Regions from separate parts of the Homo sapiens genome. Here region 1 is linked to region 2. Evidence: read pairs that join two places in POLR2A ChIA-PET (ENCODE). Cell type or tissue: CD4-positive, alpha-beta T cell. All regions are shown on one strand. Each heading gives the region's core, and the rest is flanking DNA. Links, peaks and the distances in the headings are about the cores only. Region 1 has its middle 11 kb from the start of STK17B. Region 2 overlaps HECW2 (HECT, C2 and WW domain containing E3 ubiquitin protein ligase 2).

The links. Peaks named below come from ENCODE experiments on the same cell type or tissue, not always from the same donor. Only the 100,000 strongest peaks of a DNase experiment are listed, where the experiment ranks them.
Region 1: POLR2A ChIA-PET joins it to region 2 with 14 read pairs; 24 of 35 experiments call an interaction of 5 or more read pairs at or near these places.

Annotation. Positions count from the first base shown.
Region 1 is chr2:196,177,471-196,186,928 of GRCh38, reverse strand. No RefSeq gene overlaps it. Among named protein-coding and RNA genes, the nearest start is that of STK17B, 11 kb to the right of the region's middle. RefSeq lists an enhancer at 186-235. In CD4-positive, alpha-beta T cell, for the core only: no CTCF peak of the experiment used is centred there; DNase peaks (open chromatin) are centred at 2,888, 4,108, 4,418, 8,558 and 1 weaker place; H3K4me3 peaks cover 203 bases; H3K27ac peaks cover 5,504 bases.
Region 2 is chr2:196,230,343-196,239,800 of GRCh38, reverse strand. All of the region lies in intron 21 of HECW2 (HECT, C2 and WW domain containing E3 ubiquitin protein ligase 2), which reads left to right. Among named protein-coding and RNA genes, the nearest start is that of HECW2-AS1, 25 kb to the left of the region's middle. In CD4-positive, alpha-beta T cell, for the core only: no CTCF peak of the experiment used is centred there; DNase peaks (open chromatin) are centred at 4,950 and 5,770; H3K27ac peaks cover 3,798 bases.

The sequences.
Region 1 (9,458 bases), core at 709-8,708, 53 kb after region 2:
AACTGTAGTGACAGTTGTCTGACCCTCTACATGAGGCAGGCACTTCCTCACTAACTTCAAACTAGTTCTGCTCTAATAGTCCAGTTCAAAAGGTGGACTGACTTTGACGAGGCTTTGTTCACCCCTCTGTTGGAGGTCTCTGTGGTTCTGACCAAAGAGGTGAAAGTCTTGCCCTTGGCTCTGACCCATTTCTCTATTTGTGTTAATTGCATTTGTGAGCCAGTTGTTAGTCTATTTCTATTCTTTGGGGAGGCTCCACTTCACCTAGTAGGTGGCCAGAAATGTAAGCCTCATTTTCTTGAGACCAGGGAGTAGTATCAAGTCAGATTCATGTAAGAGCCAGAAGCAAACTCTTGATCTTTCCTCTTCTGAGGGCTTATAACCCATTCAGAGGTGCCATGCATAGTTTATAAAAGCATCGCTTATCTTCACCAGAGTGACTCAAATGAAAAGAACTGATGATAGTTAACACCTATCAAGGATATGGAGCAATGGGAATTCTCTGCATTACTGGTAGGAGTGTAAATTGATGTAACCACTTTGATAAACTGTTTAGCAGCATCAATTACAGCCAAATATATGCACACCATGACTAGCAATTCCAGTTTCCGAGTGTGTACCCAACAGAAATGAGTGCTTATGTCCACCAAAACAAATGTTCAGGATTTGTTTCATAGCACTTTATTAATAAAACTGAAAACAATGCAAATGTCTGTCAATAGTAGAATAGATTGTGATTATAGTAATTCATGATAATATAACTCGGCGATGAAAAAGATCAATTGCTGCTGCAAGCAACAACGTAGATGAATCCACAGACAAAAGAGTCCTAACACAGCCGAGCACAGTGACTCACGCCTGTAATCCCGGCACTTTGGGAGGCCAAGGCGGGTGGATCATGAGGTTAGGAGTTCAAGACCAGCCTGGCCAACATAGTGAAACCCCATCTCTACTAAAACTACAAAAACATAAAAAATAAAAAAAAAAAGCTGGGCATGGTGGCGGGCTTCTATAGTCCCAGCTACTTGGGAGGCTGAGGCAGGAGAATCGCTTGAACCCAGGAGGCAGAGGTTGCAGTGAGCTGAGATAGCACCACTACACTCCAGCCTGGGTGACACAGCGAGAATCTGTCAAAAAAGAAAAAAAAAAAGAGTCCTAACGCAAAGAGGGCACACCGTTAAGGTTCCATCATGTGAACTTTAAAAACAGGCAACAGGAGCTGGTGATCATAGAAGTCAAAACCGTGCTTACCATGGAGATACTGGAATTGGGGAGGACTTCTCCATGGCCAGAAGTGTACTATTTCTTGATTTGGGTGGTGGTACAAGGGTGTATGCATATTTGTTATCAACTGCATACTTAAAATATAAGCACCTCTTGTATGTAAGTTATGGGTCAATAAAAAAAGACAAACATTTTAAAGTAAATTTGCTTCTTTTTAAGACAGGGTCTCACTCTGTCACCCATGCTGGAGCGCAGTGGTGTGATCATGGCTCACTGTAGCCTTGACCTCCTGGGCTCAAGTGATCCTCTCAACTCTGCCTCCTGAGTAGCTGGGACCACAGGTGCACCTCCATGCCCAGTTAATTTTTGTATTTTTTGTAGAGATGGGGTTTTGCCATGTTACCCAATCTGGTCTTGAACTCCTGAGCTCAAGCGATCCTCCCACCTTGGCCTCCCAAAGTTCTGAGATTACAGGTGTGAGTCACTGTGCCTGGCCAAATTTGCTTTATTAAAAAAAAAAAAAAGTGACAGATTAACTTCATATCCTGGTTCTGCACTTCATATCCTGGTTCTGCCACTTTGTTGGGTGACGTTGGGCAACCTCACCAGTGTAAGTCTCACTTTTTTCATTTGTAAAATAGGTGTTTTTCTTTCTCCTGCAGTGCTTTTTATGTTAAATAAGTCCATGTACAGCTATTAGGTTGGTGCAAGAGTAATTGTGGGTTTTACCATTACTTTTTTTTGAGACGGAGTCTCACTGTATCACCCAGGCTGAAGTGCAGTGGCACAATCTTGGCTCACTGCAACCTCTGCCACTGGGGTTCAAGTGATTCTCCTACCTCAGCCTCCCGAGTAGCTGGGATTACAGGCACCTGCCACTGCACCTGGCTAATTTTTGTATTTTTAGTGAAGACGGGGTTTCACCATCTTGGCCAGGCAGGTCCTGAACTCCTGACCTCATGATCCACCTGCTTTGGCCTCCCAAAGTGCTAGGATTACAGGCATGAGCCACCATTGAGCCACCGCACCCAGCCACCATTACTTCTAATAGTTCATTGCTTTGTACTTGTTAAGGGCTCAGTAGATGTTACTTTCCTTCCTCCTCCTGTCCCAGTGGACTGGCTTCATAGCTCCTGTCTATTGTCTTTGGGAGGCCACCAAATCTCAAGGCTATTTATATGGAAAGGGTGATTGAGCTACCCTAGCTCAAAACGTAATCCAGTCTTCCCTAGGTCAGACGACAAAACCACATATTTCTGCATGTCCCTTTGTCCATTCTTTCATCCATCCCATGAACACTTACCATACTTTGTGCCAGGTACCATAAGTGCTAGGAAACACTGCTGAATAAAGCAGCCATGTTTCCTGCCTTTGGGGAGTTTACAATGTCATGGGGAAGATGGGCAATAAACAAATAAGTCCATAATTACCAATGGTTATAAAAAGTGCTATAAAGAACAGGGAGCAGCAAGGGATGGAGAAAGCCTCTCAGAGGATGTAACATTTAAGATGAGAACTGAAGTTGGAAGAGCAGCCAGTCATTGGAAGATCAGAGGGAAAGCTCCCACAGTATCCTATCATTGCAGTCCTATAAACATCCAAAATAATTACAGCGTATACTTGAAAGACAGAATGGCTGCCAAGGAGAATCTTCTCACATGTGAACGTTGTAACATCTATTATGTTTCTCAGAAGAGTTTTGACCTACTTCCTGTTCCTTAGAAGTTAGATAACCAGATAAGTAGGTTCCCACTATAATAATATAAACTTATTTGAATAATGAGTTACAGAGATGGGACATAATGGAAAATAAAAGTGAGAACAGGTAAGCTGTACTTGGATTGTAGTGCAGTATCCTGAAAAGAAATGGGATTTGTAATCTGAGTTCAAATTTTGTCTTCACTCACTCCCTATATGGCCTTAAGTAAGTCACTCAAACTCTGTAAGCCTGGGTTTCCTCATCTGAGAAGTGAGAATAACCATTCAAGGTTGTGTTCCAAGAATTAAATAAAATGACGGATACATTGCACCTTGCGTATAAATGTATTGCCCCGCTTTACTTAGAACATTCCTCTGTGTCATTTCACTGTAAAAACAATTAATTATTTGTACTCTTAGTTCTTCATTCTTACTACAGAAATGTCAACTTTTAAAAACAGCAAGTACATTTCTTTCTCTTAAATATCTTCCTCTAACCTTAGCTCTTGGTTTGCAATTCTTAGTTCTGTGCTAAATCTTATTACTTTAGGTGGCAAATCATTCTTGATTTTCCTAAATCCCCACCTGAAACCTCCTCAGGCAATCTGGGCCACAGCAGGGAGTGAGTGTGGCCCGGCCAGATGGGGAGATGTGAACACTGTTTTGGGGCTTCTGGTGCTGCACACACCTGCAGGTAAGACAGCCGTGGGGCTTGGTCTGGCTTGCCATCTGGACTTTGGGTCCTCCAGAAAAATTATGTTTCCCTTTCTTCTGCATTGTTCGCAGCTGATCTGTCATAGGGCTCCTATAATGCTTCAGGCAAGGGGTGGGGTGAGAGAAAAGAGAAAGCATGTCTCAGGTAAGTGTGCTCTCTGGAGAGTCTTCTCTGTTAGGGGTCACTCGAAAGAGCCCACAGTCTTCAGCCCTAGACTGAACCCTGACCTCTGATGGACAAGTCACTCTCACGACCTCTGTTCTCATCTGTAAAATGGGATAACACTAGCTTTGCTAACAGTAATCCCCAGACTGTTGAGGCTCAGATAAGTCATTGCATGTGAAAGCTCTATATTGACTAAAATGCTGTACAGACATCAAGTGTTATTAATATTAATATATCCTGTGCCACATTCAGCATGTGTGATTGACCCAGAAGCTTTCAGACCTACTCAGGACTGAGCTACTAGAGGGGATTTTTCTAGGTCAATGAGTAACAGAAAGTGTCTCAAAGGTATTGCCTATTTTTACTGTGAAAGGACAACCTCCTCAGAGACAGGCTTAATGAGAAGAAGAACGCAAGGACTGGTGATTAAGAGATAATTATATACAAAACTAGCCTATTCTGATAATTTGTGTGATTTATTTGGGCAAATTATAAATGTGCTGTTAGCTTAGGTTAAACTAAACAAAGCTTACTGAATTAATGGCGACTGATCAAATCTTTATTTCTGCAATTTCCTGTTCTTAGCAGGAAGAAAAAAAAAAGGCCTGGGTGAGAGACAGGAAGAAATAAAGACAACTGATTTTATGCCTGTGGAACTTCTCTCAAGTAGACCAAGATAATCATCTGTCAAGTGCTCAAACATCTCATATTTTAAAAGGTGCATCTGTAGTTTAGGCTTGCAAGAAATAGCTTAACAATGGTCATTCCATGTGCCAGTTTTTAAATTTCTCAACCTGTTCTCAAGGTGGGGTGTACTAATTTATGCTTGTCTGTGGATTTCTACTATACACAAGCCTTTCTGCTGAGAAGTTAACTGTGGAAATTGGAGATGAGAGGAAATAGCAATGGGTTGCTCACCTTGTACGTTTTCCCTAAATTATTTCAAGACGCTGCTTCAAAGAATCCTTCATCTGTGGTAGTATTTCAACTGTAGAAGAAGATGCTTTTTCTAGTCAAAATTAATTTAAGTCCCTAATAATTCGAGTTAGCATGAAATGGAAAGATCTGAAGGGCCCAACTGACCTGCACACTTTTCACTTTTGATGTCTAGCAATAAGGTAGTAACTAGACTAGAATAGAAATGCGTTAAAATTTGCTTGCGAAATTGTAGAAGGCAGAACCATTCCAGGCACTAGCAGCTCAAACAGAAAAGCGTTATATTTTATATGTCGTATTAAATAATAATGAAAAGTAACCTAATAGGAACCAGTTCCAAAATCCTTTCTGGATAATTTGGTACATTTGAAATCTAGTATGCTTTTCATGCCTCTCTTAAGCACTCTATAAAACAAGATTCTCTCAAATGCGTTAGAAGATTTCTGTTTTGACTGGCTCAGCGAGGCTGGAGGTACTTGAAATGATTTATAATGAACTAAGCACATGGCATGGCGTCACCAGGCATTCTCTTCAGAGCCTCTTGCCCATTTTATAGAAATTGCACAGCTGGGAAGTAATACAATGAAAATCTTACACTCTGCTTGTTGAAAGTTGGATCACAATTCCAAAGTCTAAGTAAAAATGTATAGCCAGAGTAGAAGGCCAACATTTTTTTTCATCTTTCAAAAAGCTAGATGTTTTAACTTATTTGTGTTGTTGTTTGTTTTCTTTTTTTCTTTTTTTTTTTTTTTTTAAACAGGGTTGCCCAGGCTGGAGTGCAACGGCACAATTATAGCTCACTGCAACTTTGAACTCCAGAGCTCAAGCAGTCCCCCTTCTTCAGCCTCCTGAGTAGCTAGGACTACAGGCGCATGCCACCATGCCTGCCTAATTTATTTATTTATTTATTTATTTATTTATTTTTGTAGAGACAGTTTCACCATGTTGCCCAGGCTGGTCTCAAACTCCTGGCCTCAAGTGATCCTCCTGCCTCAGCCTCCCAAAATGCTGGGATTACAGGCATGAGCCACCGTGCCTGGCTGTTGTTCGTTTTCTATGGCAGATAAAACAAAGGGTACATTTATTTTGCTTTCTTTTTATTTTGGTTAACCATGGTTTATTTGTAGAATTTCAGAAAGGCTGATTAATATAAAAGTGGTCAAAATATATAACCACAGAAGCTAACTAAGAAATCAGTTTTTCATAGGACCAGTCAGAGTTCTTAATTGCAAGCAACTAAACATCTCTGGATATCTGAAGCTGAAAAACAATGTATTTAAAGGATATTGAGTAGTTCATAGAAAGGAGATCCAGGCTGGAGAACCAAAGTTAGGACAAGATAACTAGGAAAAACATCCAAAGTCATGTCTGTGGATTGTTCAGGGGAAGATGACGACACTATTGCCCAAACTCAGGATTCTACACTGCAGCTTGTGCCGTGGACACTGGAGATGCCACTAGACCTGCTGCTTCCAGGGCCTGATTGCTCCTTCCGTCTCAGCATTCTTCATGGCCCAGACTTACTAGCTCCAGATTCAAAGGTTCAAGTGCATATGTGTGATTGGTTGATAGAACCTAAGGTAATTGTTCCTCCCAAGCTACAAGGAGTATATTTGTCACTTTCACTGTCATGGACTCAAAAGGTGAGGAATTCTCTAAACACTGATGGGGTTAAGATACAGGGTGGCCATAGAGTAACAAATGTCCCAGTCTTGAAAGACTTGAAATCGGTCACTATGATGAGAATAGTGGTTCTCAAGCTGTTTGGTTCTCAAACTTCTACACTCAAATATTACTCAGGACCTCAAAGAGTTTTGGTTGATGCAGGTTATATCTACGTAGATAAGTAATGGTAAATATGGTAATCTAGTAAGTATAGTCCATAGGACATGGTTAGTATGCTCAATACTTACCATATTAGAAATTAAAGGAGAGGCAGGCAACATGCTAGATGAAAGATTCACTTTGTGATTAAAATCAGATGATATACATAATATTGAAACACAATTTTCTGGATCTCTTTCTGGATTCCTATTACATATACTTTTATCTGACTTGGAAATTTTGATTGGAGGTTGATATTGGATTGAACCTGCATCAAATTACTGGTACAATGGTGTTTTTAATAGACTGCAAAAATAATAGAAGGGCTATATTTTGATTATTTTATTAGTTCTACATTCTCTAAATTTGAATATTTAAAGCAATGGCAGACTCATTCATTTTTCTAAACAAAGCCTTTTATTTTAGAGCAGTTTTAGATTCATACCCAACCAATTTCCCTTTTTATTATAGGATCTTACATTAGCAAGGGTGCATTTGTCACAACTGATAAACCAATATTAATACATTATTATTAAATAAAGATTTCCTTAGTTTTTGCCTAGCATCATTTTTCTATTCCAGGTTCCCACCCAGCATACCACACTACACTTAGTCGTCACATCTCCTCAGGTCTCTCTTGGCTGTAATTATTTCTCAGACTTCCCTTGTTTTGGATGGCCTTGACAGTTTTGAGGAGTATAGGTCAGGTATTTTATAGAATGTTCCTCAACTGGGATTTGCCTAATGATTTTCTGATGGTTGCACTGGGATTGTGGGTTTTTGGGAGGAAGACTACACAGGCAAAGTATCATACTTATCATGTTATATTAAGGATACATAACATCATGACTTATGACTTATGACTACTGACCTTAACCTTGATCATCTGGCTTGAGGTAGGTTTCGTCAGGTTTCTCCACCCTAAAGGTGCTTTCTCCCCATCTCTTCCTATATTTCAGTCTTTGGAAGAAAGTCACTATGGGCAGCCCACACTTAAGGAGTGGGGAGTTATGCTCCACCGACTTGAGGGTGGAGTATCTGCATAAATTGCTCATATTTCTTCTGTATGGAAGATTTGTCTATTCTTTCAACCATTTATTTATGTCAGTATGAATTCATAGACATTTATTTTATACTTTGGGTTATAGTCTACTACTGCTTTATTTCTTGTGTTGCTCAAATTGTCCTAGCTTTGGCCATTGTGAGCTCTTGTAGTTGGCTCCTGGTTCCCTTCTCTTTGAATGCCCCCATAATTGCATGGTGGTGTTCGCTTGCACTTCCTTCTTTCTGGACTACAAGATACTTCAGGCCCATCTGTATATTTCCATCCTCAGTCACAGAAGCAGCCATTTCTCCAAGGAGCTTTGATTCCTTTTCTTGGAGAATGATATTAGAGACTAAGACCTCAGTGCTAAGCATGCTGTTGTTTCTGAGGTGTCATTACTTTTTAGGCACCCTCAGCTAACAGAGCAAGGAGCTATACATGTGTATGTCAACCCATGTATATACACATAACCTATAAATATTTCTATATGTAAACATCTGTATCTATATTAAGCTAAACAGGAGTTTCGACCAGATGTCTCTAACTCTGAGCCCTCTCCCTTTGCATTTTTTATATACTTGAAAAGTTATTTTAACAATAAAGCAATTTTGGAATGGTAGATATGAGAAGAAACAAAAGGCTGAAAAGAACAAGGACTCCAGGAACTAGATGAATAAAACACCCAAGAAGGTGTGCTCTTTTGTTAGTAGCTAGTTATTAAATATCCACACAGTAAAAGTCTGTGTAGGCTGAGTGTGGTGGCTCACGCCTGTAATCCTGACACTTTGGGAGGCTGGGGGAAGGGGGGTTGCCTGAGCTCAGGAGTTTGAGATCAGCCTGGGCAAATGGCGAAACCCTGTCACTACTAAAAAAAAAAAAAAAAAACAAAAACTGGGTGTGGAATGCACGCCTGTAGTCCCAGCTACTCAGGAGGCTGAGGCACGAGAATCACTTGAGCCTGGGGGGCAGGGGTTGCAGTGAGCTGAGATTGTGCCACTGCACTCCAGCCTCGTTGACAGAGTGAGAACCTGTCTCAAAAAAAAAAAAAAAAAGTCTGTGTAGTAGAGGATGGACTTGAATGACTGCGAGCAAGTATATAACTTCCACGTCCCTTAGTTTTCTGGTTTTTGTTTTTTTTTTTTGAGATAGAGTCTCACTCTGTTGCCCAGGCTGGAGTGCAGTGGTGTGATCTCGGCTCACTGCAAGCTCTGCCTCCCCGGTTCACGCCATTCTCCTGGCTCAGCCTCCCGAGTAGCTGGGACTACAGAAGCCACCACCACGCCCAGCTAATTTTTTTTTTTTTTTGTAATTTTAGTAGAGATGGGGTTTCACCATGTTAGCCAGAATGGTCTCAATCTCCTGACCTCATGATCTACCTGCCTTGGCCTCCCAAAGTGCTGGGATTACAGGTGTGAGCCACCGTGCCTGGCTAGTTTTCTTATCTTTAAAGGAGGAAAATATAGCACTGTAACTCATAGGAGGATGTGAGCATTAGATGAATTAACATAAGCAACACATTTAGAACAGTGCCAGTTTCATTATTTATGAACTGTTGTTGCCATGTACACTATGAGGCAAGTATATTATCTCCATTTTACAGATGAAAAATAGAGGCACAGAGATTTTCTAACCTGGTCAAGATCTCACAGCTGGTAAATTACAGAACCATTCTCTCATAATCTGTGACCTTTTAAAGGTTTCTGAACAGCTCTGAACTTACTGATTCTTCGGTAAAAGTGAAGCCATGAAATGCTGCTCTATAAATCTAAAGGAAAGGCCAACTACTAAAAAGATTCAAGAATCTTTGAATATTCTCAATGTCAGGAATGCTGTGATAATCAGGAATAGTAC
Region 2 (9,458 bases), core at 497-8,496:
TGTTGTGCCCAAATAGACATAACTGTTATTACACATCACATTAGAAGAGGCCAGCTGTCATCCCTCCCAGACCCCTTCTTCCTCATTTCAGGTCTGGGTTCAAGTCTCAACATCTTCTTCATAACTCAGCAGCTGCTAGAGGGAATTTTTCTAATACCATACAATTGTCTGATTGTGTTCTCTGTGGCTCTTGTTGATTTGGATCATTTTAAGGCTATCCCTCTCAGTCATGCCTGGGAATAAAGTATATTAGATTATGGAATCATATTAGTGATATTGAACAAATTCAGCCATTCAGTACACAGTGGATGAAATAATGACTCCAAACTATAAAATAATTTGCATCTGCTGATGGAACTAGGGAATAGAAAAATCAGGATTCAAATTCAGGCCGTTTGTCTTTCATCTGGTACTCTTGGACTAGCTCTGGGACCTAAGCAAAACTCCTGCACTCCAGCCCATCTGAATTTTTTCCTATCTCTGGACATTTTGCCCATTCCAGCTAATGACTGATAACTTCCGCTCTTGTCACATGCAGTGCTGTGTAGTCTCCCAGCTATTCCTACATTAAGGTAAAGTAGTATGTGCAAACACACTATGACATGACAAAATTTGTACAGAAGTTTGCATGAGATCTGAGCCTTTCATTGCTGATGTGCATAAGTGGACTTCTCACTTGTGTTAGTTGGCTTAAAGATGAAGGTGCACAGTTGAAAATGAAGGCAAATGTTAGCCTAATCACCAGTATGCATGAGATTCCAAGTATTTCCTTACATAATCAGTCTGGTTTGGATGAGAATACTTTTCCTCCCCCAGAACTCCAGCTGCCTCCCTTCATTGTTGGACCAGAGTTTGTTGAGATCTCAAAGATATAGGGAAGAGTCTTTGGAAGCACTGATATTTAAGTTTGAATAGAACAGACGTTTATCATGACTGGTTTTCCTAAAGCAGTCTCCTCATGGTGTGGATTAATGACATTAGTTCCTAGGAGGAGGTCCAGGGTGAGTGGGGCTTGATGCCTCTGTATTTGATTACATTACATTGATGTCCAAATGCTTCCTGCCTCCATCATCTGTCTCCTTCCTGTGACATCGGAGGGAAAACAAGGGAGAGGATGTTCTAAGCTGTGAGCTCAGTTAGCAGGGACAATTTCTTAATCTGTTCACTCTGCATATGGTTTATTGAAGCTGGATTTCTGGACTCATGACTTTGTCAGGTCAGTATCATAAATTATTAGATATAGACTTTAATTTGCTATTGAGGTACCGAGGATACATATGCTGTTTTTGAGAGATGAAAACAGTAATTGTGCTGGAAAAATAGAAAGCTAAAAAAAATAAAGAAAGAAAGAAAGAAAGAAAGAAACCTTGAGCTACATAAAAGTAAGGAGCTCTTTTAGCCTTTGCCACCTTCTCAAACACACTGACTCTATCACATGAAAATGAACAACCCTAACTTTTTTTCTGGATTATAATACATACCCAAAGGGAAGAGCGACCCAAATTTTCCATTGAACTATAAAAATGGAGCTGGAGGTTTTCTGTTTTTTTGTTTTGTTTTGTTTTGTTTTTTGAGACAGAGTCTAACTCTGCTGCCCAGGCTGGAGTGCAGTGGCATGATCTTGGCTCACTGCAGCCTCCGCCTCCTGGGTTCAAGTGATTCTCCTGCCTCAGCCTCCTGAGTAGCTGGAACTACAGGCACATGCCACCACGCCCAGCTAATTTGTTTTGTATGGAGGTTTTCTGTTACTTTCTCTTTACCAATTCTAATCCCCTCAAAATGTATCATTTTGTAAGTTCTTCATGTCTGGGTCTAGTAATGAGCATTTAAAAACACATGTATCTGGCACCCAGATCTAAGAATCAAGGTTTTTAGAGAAATGGCTGATTCTAACACTAAGCAGGAAATATACAAGATGCAGCCCGAAGCATCTTTTGGTGTCTGCCAGAGATTAAAGAAATCCTCAAAAATCCCAGTCGTGGGGTATGTTGAAAAAACCCAGGAGCCAACTGAAAGAGTTCCCAATGGACAAAGCTGAGATAATTTGAGCAACAAAATAAATACAAGGCTATTGATTATAAACCAAAGTATAAAATAAATAACCATACTGATATAAATACATGGTTGAATACATAAATAAATGGGGAAGAATAGAAAAGTAGAAAAATATCTTTTGCAAAATATGGAACCAGCCCAAAAGTCCATCAATCAATGAGTGGATAGAGCCAACATGGTATATATATACACCATGGAATACTACTCAACCATAAAAAGGAACGAAATAATGACATTCACAGCAACCTGGATGGAATTGGAGACCATTATTCTAAGTGAAGTAACTCAAGAATGGAAAACCAAATATCTTACATTCTCACTCATATGTAGGAGCTAAGCTATGAGGACACAAAAGCATAAGAATGATACATTGAACTTTTGGGACTTGGGGGAAAGAGTTGGGGGTGGCAAGGGATAAAAGACTACACATTGGATACAGTGTACACTGCTCAGGTGATGGTGCACCAAAATCTCAGAAATCACCACTAAAGAACTTACTCGTATAACCAAACACCACCTGTTCCCCACAAATCTATTGAAATAAACAAGAATAACAATTTAAAAAAAAAGAATCACTGCTCTCAAGGTAGATATCAATTTGTTTAAGGCAAACAGTAGAAAATATGCCCTTCAGAAACTGCTGTAGGTCTGGGGTAGGCACATGATGTAATTTGGCCCAATTAGACTGAAAGAAACTCTGTTATGTTGTAGCTGGTGAAAGGTTTCACTAAAAAAGAAAAAATCTATTTTGCAGAATATTTCCATACAATCAGCATAACTCTCTACTCTAGGTATGGAATGTGCATAGTGACTTTATTCCAAATAGTATAGTATGGAAAGAGGGGGAACAAAGTAACTTCACAGTAGAGAAACCTGACAAACACTATGGCAGTCAGGTGATCAAGGTCAACATCAATAGCCACAAGTCATGTTGATAATATGTACCCTCGGTATGATGCGTGAGGGTGGCACTTTACCTCTGTGGTCTTCCTCCCGAACACATAATGCTAGTCCAACCATGAGAAAAATGTTAGACAAAATCCCAACTGAGAGACATTGTACAAGATACCTTACCAGTACTCTTTAATACTCCCAAGGTCATCAAAGACCAGAGGAGCCTGAGAAACTGTCATAGCCAAGAGGGAGACATGACAATTAAATGTAATGTGGTTTCCTGTATGGGATCATGGAACAGATAAGGGACATTAGGTAGAAACTAGGGAAATGTAGATAAAGTATGGATTTTAGCTAATAATAGTGTATCAATATTGGTTTATTAATTATAACAAATGTATTATACTAATGTAAGATGTTAATCTGTGTGTGAGGTGTACAAGAACTCTCTGTTTTATCCTTGCAATCTTTCTGTAAGTTAAAACCTATTCTAAAACAAAACATTTATTAAAAGAAAATATGCAGTCAGGATTCGGGGAGATTTAGGAAATGTTTCCCTGGACAATTTGTTTCCTTGTTATCTGATAAATGACAGCCCCCAGGGTAAATTTTGGTATGTATATGCCTCTGTCTGCACTTGAGGTCATTAGAGTAATAAGTGTATATATGGGGTTAATTCTGTGGGAAGTCCAAATTAGTAGTGGCATTGGTATATATAAAGTATTATTTTGTGTTGCTTATGTCAACTGTGTTGTCTATGAGGGACTAATACTTTGCAATTCATATTGATATCATTTCAGTGATTATATTTTACCTGTCACCATCAAAGTCTTTATTTACAGTAGATTAGCTAAAGCATAAAGAAAAGGGAGTTTATTTTAAAGAATAACGCATCGGCCGGGCACAGTGGCTCATGCCTGTAATGCCAGCACCTTGGGAGGCCAAGGCGAGCAGATCACAGGTCAGAAGATCGAGACCATCCTGGCTAGCACGGTGAAACCCCATCTCTACTAAAAATACAAAAAAAATTAGCCGGGCATGGTGGCGGGTGCCTGTAGTCCCCAGCTACTCGGGAGGCTGAGGCAGGAGAATGGCGTGAACCCAGGAGGCGGAGCTTGCAGTGAGCCGAGATCACGCCACTGCACTCCAGCCAGGGCGACAGAGCGAGACTCCATCTCAAAAAAAAAAAAAAAAAAAAAAAAAGAATAATGCATCTACCTGTGCTCCAAAAAAGGTGTGAATGAGCAGAGAGATTTCAGCTCCACTTTCTTTATTTGCATACATCTGAAACATGATATATAAATTGTTCCTAAAATAGAATAGTTGAGTCAAGAGAAATGATGGGAAAATTTATAGTCAGAAATTTACAGGATGGCTGCAAATTCCATGCAAGGTAGAATTAGCCCCACAATACTAGAGATGTATGTATTCAATTTAGAAATACAAAAATAAGGCCAGGCGTGGTGGCTCACACCTGTAATCCCAGCACTTTGGGAGGCTGAGGCAGGCAGATCACGAGGTCAGGAGATTGAGACCATCCTGGCTAACTCATGGTGAAACCCCGTCTCTAATAAAAATACAAAAAAATTAGCTGGGCATGGTGGTGAGTGCCTGTACTCCCAGCTTCTAGGGTGGCTGAGGCAGGAGAATTGCTTGAACCTGGGAGGCAGAGCTTGCAGTGAGCTGAGATCACACCACTGCACTCCAGCCTGGGCGACAGAGCGAGACTGGGTCTAAAAACAAAAAAAAAATACAAAAATAATCCTAGAGTCTATAAATACAAATACTTTAGTTGATTAGTTCATCACCAACTAAGATCACATTTTATATTATGCTTTGGCTTTTTACAAAAAGTAGGTAGTTTCTAAGCCCTATCTTGTAACTAGTGATTTAATTTGGTTAGAGCTGGAGGTTTTGCTTTAGTCATGAAAATTTCCACACAACTTAATCTGGTTATCTGCCTTTGCAAAGTTGTGGGGAAGGGAGATCGGCAGTGGTGGAGTGGCTGAAAACTGAGTCATCTTGACTGAATGTGGCGTGAAATTGCACGCAGGGGTTGCCTATTTCTGCTGGGCATCAGTCTACTAAGAAGTTGCTTCTCTAGGGTTGAGGTCAATGAAATACTACATATTCTCCAGTGAATTATTCTACGTATTTTCCAGCTCTATTATTATACTGCACATTCTCCAGTGTATTATTTTCTTTTGAATTAAAAGTCCTAGCAACTAAAGTTATATGATTTAAAAAGTTACCTAGATGCTAGGCATGGTGGCTCATACCTATAATCCCAGCACTTTGGGAGGCCAAGGTGGGAGTATTGCTTCAGGCGAGGAGTTCCAAACTAGATTGGGCAACATAGTGAGACCCCATTTCTATAAAAAATAAATAAATAAATAATTAGCTGGTTGTGATGGCTTGTGTCTGTAGTCCTAGATACTTGGGAGGCTGAGGCAGGAGGATCGCTTGAGTCCAGGAGCTCAAGGTTACAGTGAGCTACGATTGTGCCACTGTACTCCAGCCTGGGTGACAGAGCAAAACCCTGTCACCCTGTCTCTTTAAAAAAAAAAAAAAACTGGATTAGACTGTTGTGTTCTGATAAGGCGTGGGGCCACTAATTTCTTAATACCCAAAACATTAAAGAAATAGTGGCCTGCGTAAAGAGAGGAGGTTTACACTGTGATTGCCCTGCCTCTTTTTCTCCATGGCCAACCCTGTAAAAGGCACCTTTCTTAAGAAAGAATGAGTTTATTATGTGTGAGGTGCCATCAATATGACATCAATCATGTCTTGCAGAGCCACACTTTGACTGGGGTGGAGATGTGTACAAGCAGTTTTAGTTTGGGAGTTTAAGAACTTCCTGTAATATCTTCCTTTTGAGCTTTCTGTAACTCCCCTGAGACAGGCAAATGAAAGCAACTAGGGAGGATGAGATCTGAAGGAGTTTTCTTCAGTCTCTGCTTATAAAGTAACCAACCAGTTCTTACATATGACTGGTCAGATCCTCACTAGAAGCTGTTTGAGGCCCTGAGCTTGGTCATTAATTTCTCAGAAATCTGTGAAGCTTCAAGGTACACTTTATGGTGTTCCCTTTTTTTCTTCCAAAAAGAGACATTCACAGGATAACCTAAATTACCCAAACCTTTCTAAAGAAGGATGCTTCTGTATCTAGGCTTTGGTTTGGTAGCACCTGGTAAGACTTTGTTTATCATATCAAAATACCTTACTCACCTACCAGGCTTTCTTAATTGGCTCAAGAACTAACACCTTGCTGCTATAAATATCTGAGGGTGAATCAGAAGGTGTGTAGGCCATGTGTGCCTGAACCAACTTGTAGGAAATGGTGTGACTTCCCAAGGCCATCATCTTCTTTCATTTTATAGTCTGCTTTCATTAGAATACTTAGTTTTCAGTAATTCTTAGTTGAAAATAAAGAATGGGAGAATAAAATTTGTTATTTTAACAAATTTTGGGTGCCACTGACAACTTGGGTGGAGTGCCAACCCAGCCATGTGATGATATTTAAAATGCTCTATCAGCACTTGGGGCTCCAGACTACATGGCCACCCTGGAGACATCTGTGCTTATTCGGAAATGCCCTCAGATGCAGCTGTTGTGCGGCTACACACCCGTCGTCCAGAGTTTTTATATTTCCGTGCCAAGCCTTTAGCTGTGGAACCAACCTAACTGGCAAAACAGGAATGTAACAGACAATCCCTGTGATATGAGTCATATTAACTATTTATATGAAAGAAGTTGCTAAGACATTACAGGAAGCAAAGGCATGATGTACCCTGCTGTGACATGTTTTACTGAGTTAGCTAGGCTTATTTATAAATTGTAATCTACAACCTGCTCTCAGATAGGCAGTTCTAAGCTTTGGATTATAATCAAATCAAAGTTTAAGACTATTTTGGCTTTAGAGGTGACTCCATCAGTGCTTCTAGAGTTAAAAGTCAGCAGATAAAAACTTGACCAGTTGAAGACACATTTTCTCCTAGAGGAACTAACTGTTAGCTCTGTTTTTGCTTGGGAAAACAAGACTTTTCATTTTCAGTTTAATTCCTCAGGGAACATTCATCTCATCTTCAGCCAGATTCAGCTATCATCATAAAAAGGGAACTAATCAGTGAGGTCAGTCTTTGTTGTTTTAGCAAACTTTACCACCTGAGAAGATATTACATGTTAAACTTTCTAAGCATAATTTACTTGATGATTTCTGACAATGTTTTCAAATTGAGCAACCTTTCAGGGATTGGTATAACCTGTTCATGTCATTGAATCAATATACCACTCAAAGGCAAATGTGCAAATCTGCTAGATACCAAATAACAATGTAAGCAATGTTGATTTTTCTTTAGAAAGCATCAAAGAGCTCCACTCATTGATTCAACAATATATATTGAGCCCCCACTGTGTATCAGGCTAGGTACAGATATAAAAATGAGTAAAACATGGTCCCTGCCCCAGTGTAGTTACAGACTAGTATGTATGTATAGGGGAGGCAGGCACATAGACAGATAATTGTAATGCACTCTATAAGTGCAGTATTATTAAAATACTCAGAGGTAAAGCTTAAAGAAACCCTGATACTTCTAACTGAATGCCACAGTTTAATTTTAAGCAGGCAAAATCCCATTTTACTTTTACCAGTTGTCTGTAAGAAAACTGACTCCTGAAGTATTTGCCTCATGTTTCAGCTGTCTCCGACCTTATCCATTGTATGCTCTATTGTGTCTGAAAGCCTCACAGAGAATGACCATGGCTGACGGGTGCTCACTCTGTGCCTCACACTTAGTATTCTACCCACTCCTTGAGGTTGCGTACACCCTAGGATATTGTAAGCTAGATTTTTTTTTTATTTGATACAAAGTCTCTCTCACTGTCACCCAGGCTGGAGTGCAGTGGCGCGATCTCTGCTCACTGCAAGCTCTGCCTCCTGGGTTCACGCCATTCTCCTGCCTCAGCCTCCCAAGTAGCTGGGACTACAGGCGCCCACCACCACATTCTGCTAATTTTTTGTATTTTTAGTAGAGACGGGGTTTCACCATGTTAGCCAGGATGGTCTCGATGGTCCTGACCTTGTGATCCGTCTGCCTCAGCCTCCCAAAGTGATGGGATTACAGGCGTGAGCCACTGCCCCCGCCCATAAGCTAGATATTTTAACAAGTAGTATTTTCCTCCTATTTTCTTTCTTTTGTAACAGAGGTTAGCAAAATTTTCCTGTAAAGGGCTAGGTGGTAAATATTTGGGATTTCACCAGTCAAACCTCTATGGCACCTACTCAACTCTGCCCTTGTAGCAGGAAAGCGGACAACATCAATACATAAATGGGCACAGCTGTGTTCCAGTAACACTTTATTTACAAACCAGAGGGTGGGGCAGATTGGACCTGCAGGTTTGCCAACCGCTACTCTATTAGCAGTATTTTTTTAGTCTTGATGAACATTTAAAATTGGCTGAAGGGTAGGCTGTAAGAAGTAACAAGCATTAAACTTGGGGTCAGGGCACCTGCCTGAAGACCCCAAGGCCTGCTGGTTCTTCCATTTGCAGTTTTCATGTGATACAAGTCAGTGATCTCTTTCGGCCTTAGTCGTCTCTATAAAATGATGGCATTGGACAAAATGACTTCTAAGATGACTTTGACCACGGGCATGCTCTGTTTCTAAAAGACACAGGGGACTAAGTCTCAAAAAGTGAAATTTTAATCGGGAAAAGTATGGTCTAGTGTTAAGGCCTTTTTTTTTTTTTTTTTTTTTTTTGAGACGGAGTCCTGCTCTGTCGCCAGGCTGGAGTGCAGAGGCGCCATCTGCAACCTCTGACTCCCTGGTTCAAGTGATTCTCCTGCCTCAGCCTCTCGAGTAGCTGGGATTACAGGCATGCGCCACCACACCCAGCTAATTTTTTGTATTTTTAGTAGAGACGGGGTTTCACCATGTTGGCCAGGATGGTCTCAATCTCCTGACCTCGTGATCCGCCTGCCTCAGCTTCCCAAAGTGCTGGGATTACAGGCGTGAGCCATGGCACCCAGCCATATTAAGGCTTTTAAAAGATGCAGCTACATGCAGACAGGATGGGGGAGTCCTGGGTTAAAGCAGTTTAGATGAAAGGTTTCGGGCTTTAGCTGATGACTAGCACTTTGTAAGTCAACAAAGTAAAGTGGTTGCTCCAAAGGCAGGATAAGTTTAACCTGCATCGCCGGAGAAAAGTGTCGAGGAGTTTCTAAGCTCTGTGCTGAGAAGACCTCACCTGGAGTGTTACGATCAAGTCTTTAATGCCACCAGGGTAGAGAAGGAATTCTCACCCCTGCCCTGAGAGAAGGTTGAAGGAAGTGGCCATGCTCAGGAGTGGGAAAGGGAGAGAAGGAGGCTGGGACCAGGAGATGGAAACTGCTAAACCTAAAGTTCCAATGGAAAATGACTTTGAAAACGTTTTATATCTTCAGGATCTAGATTAGCACCCCATATGTAATCAGCACACAGACTTTTGTTGAAAGAAAGCTTCTGAGTATG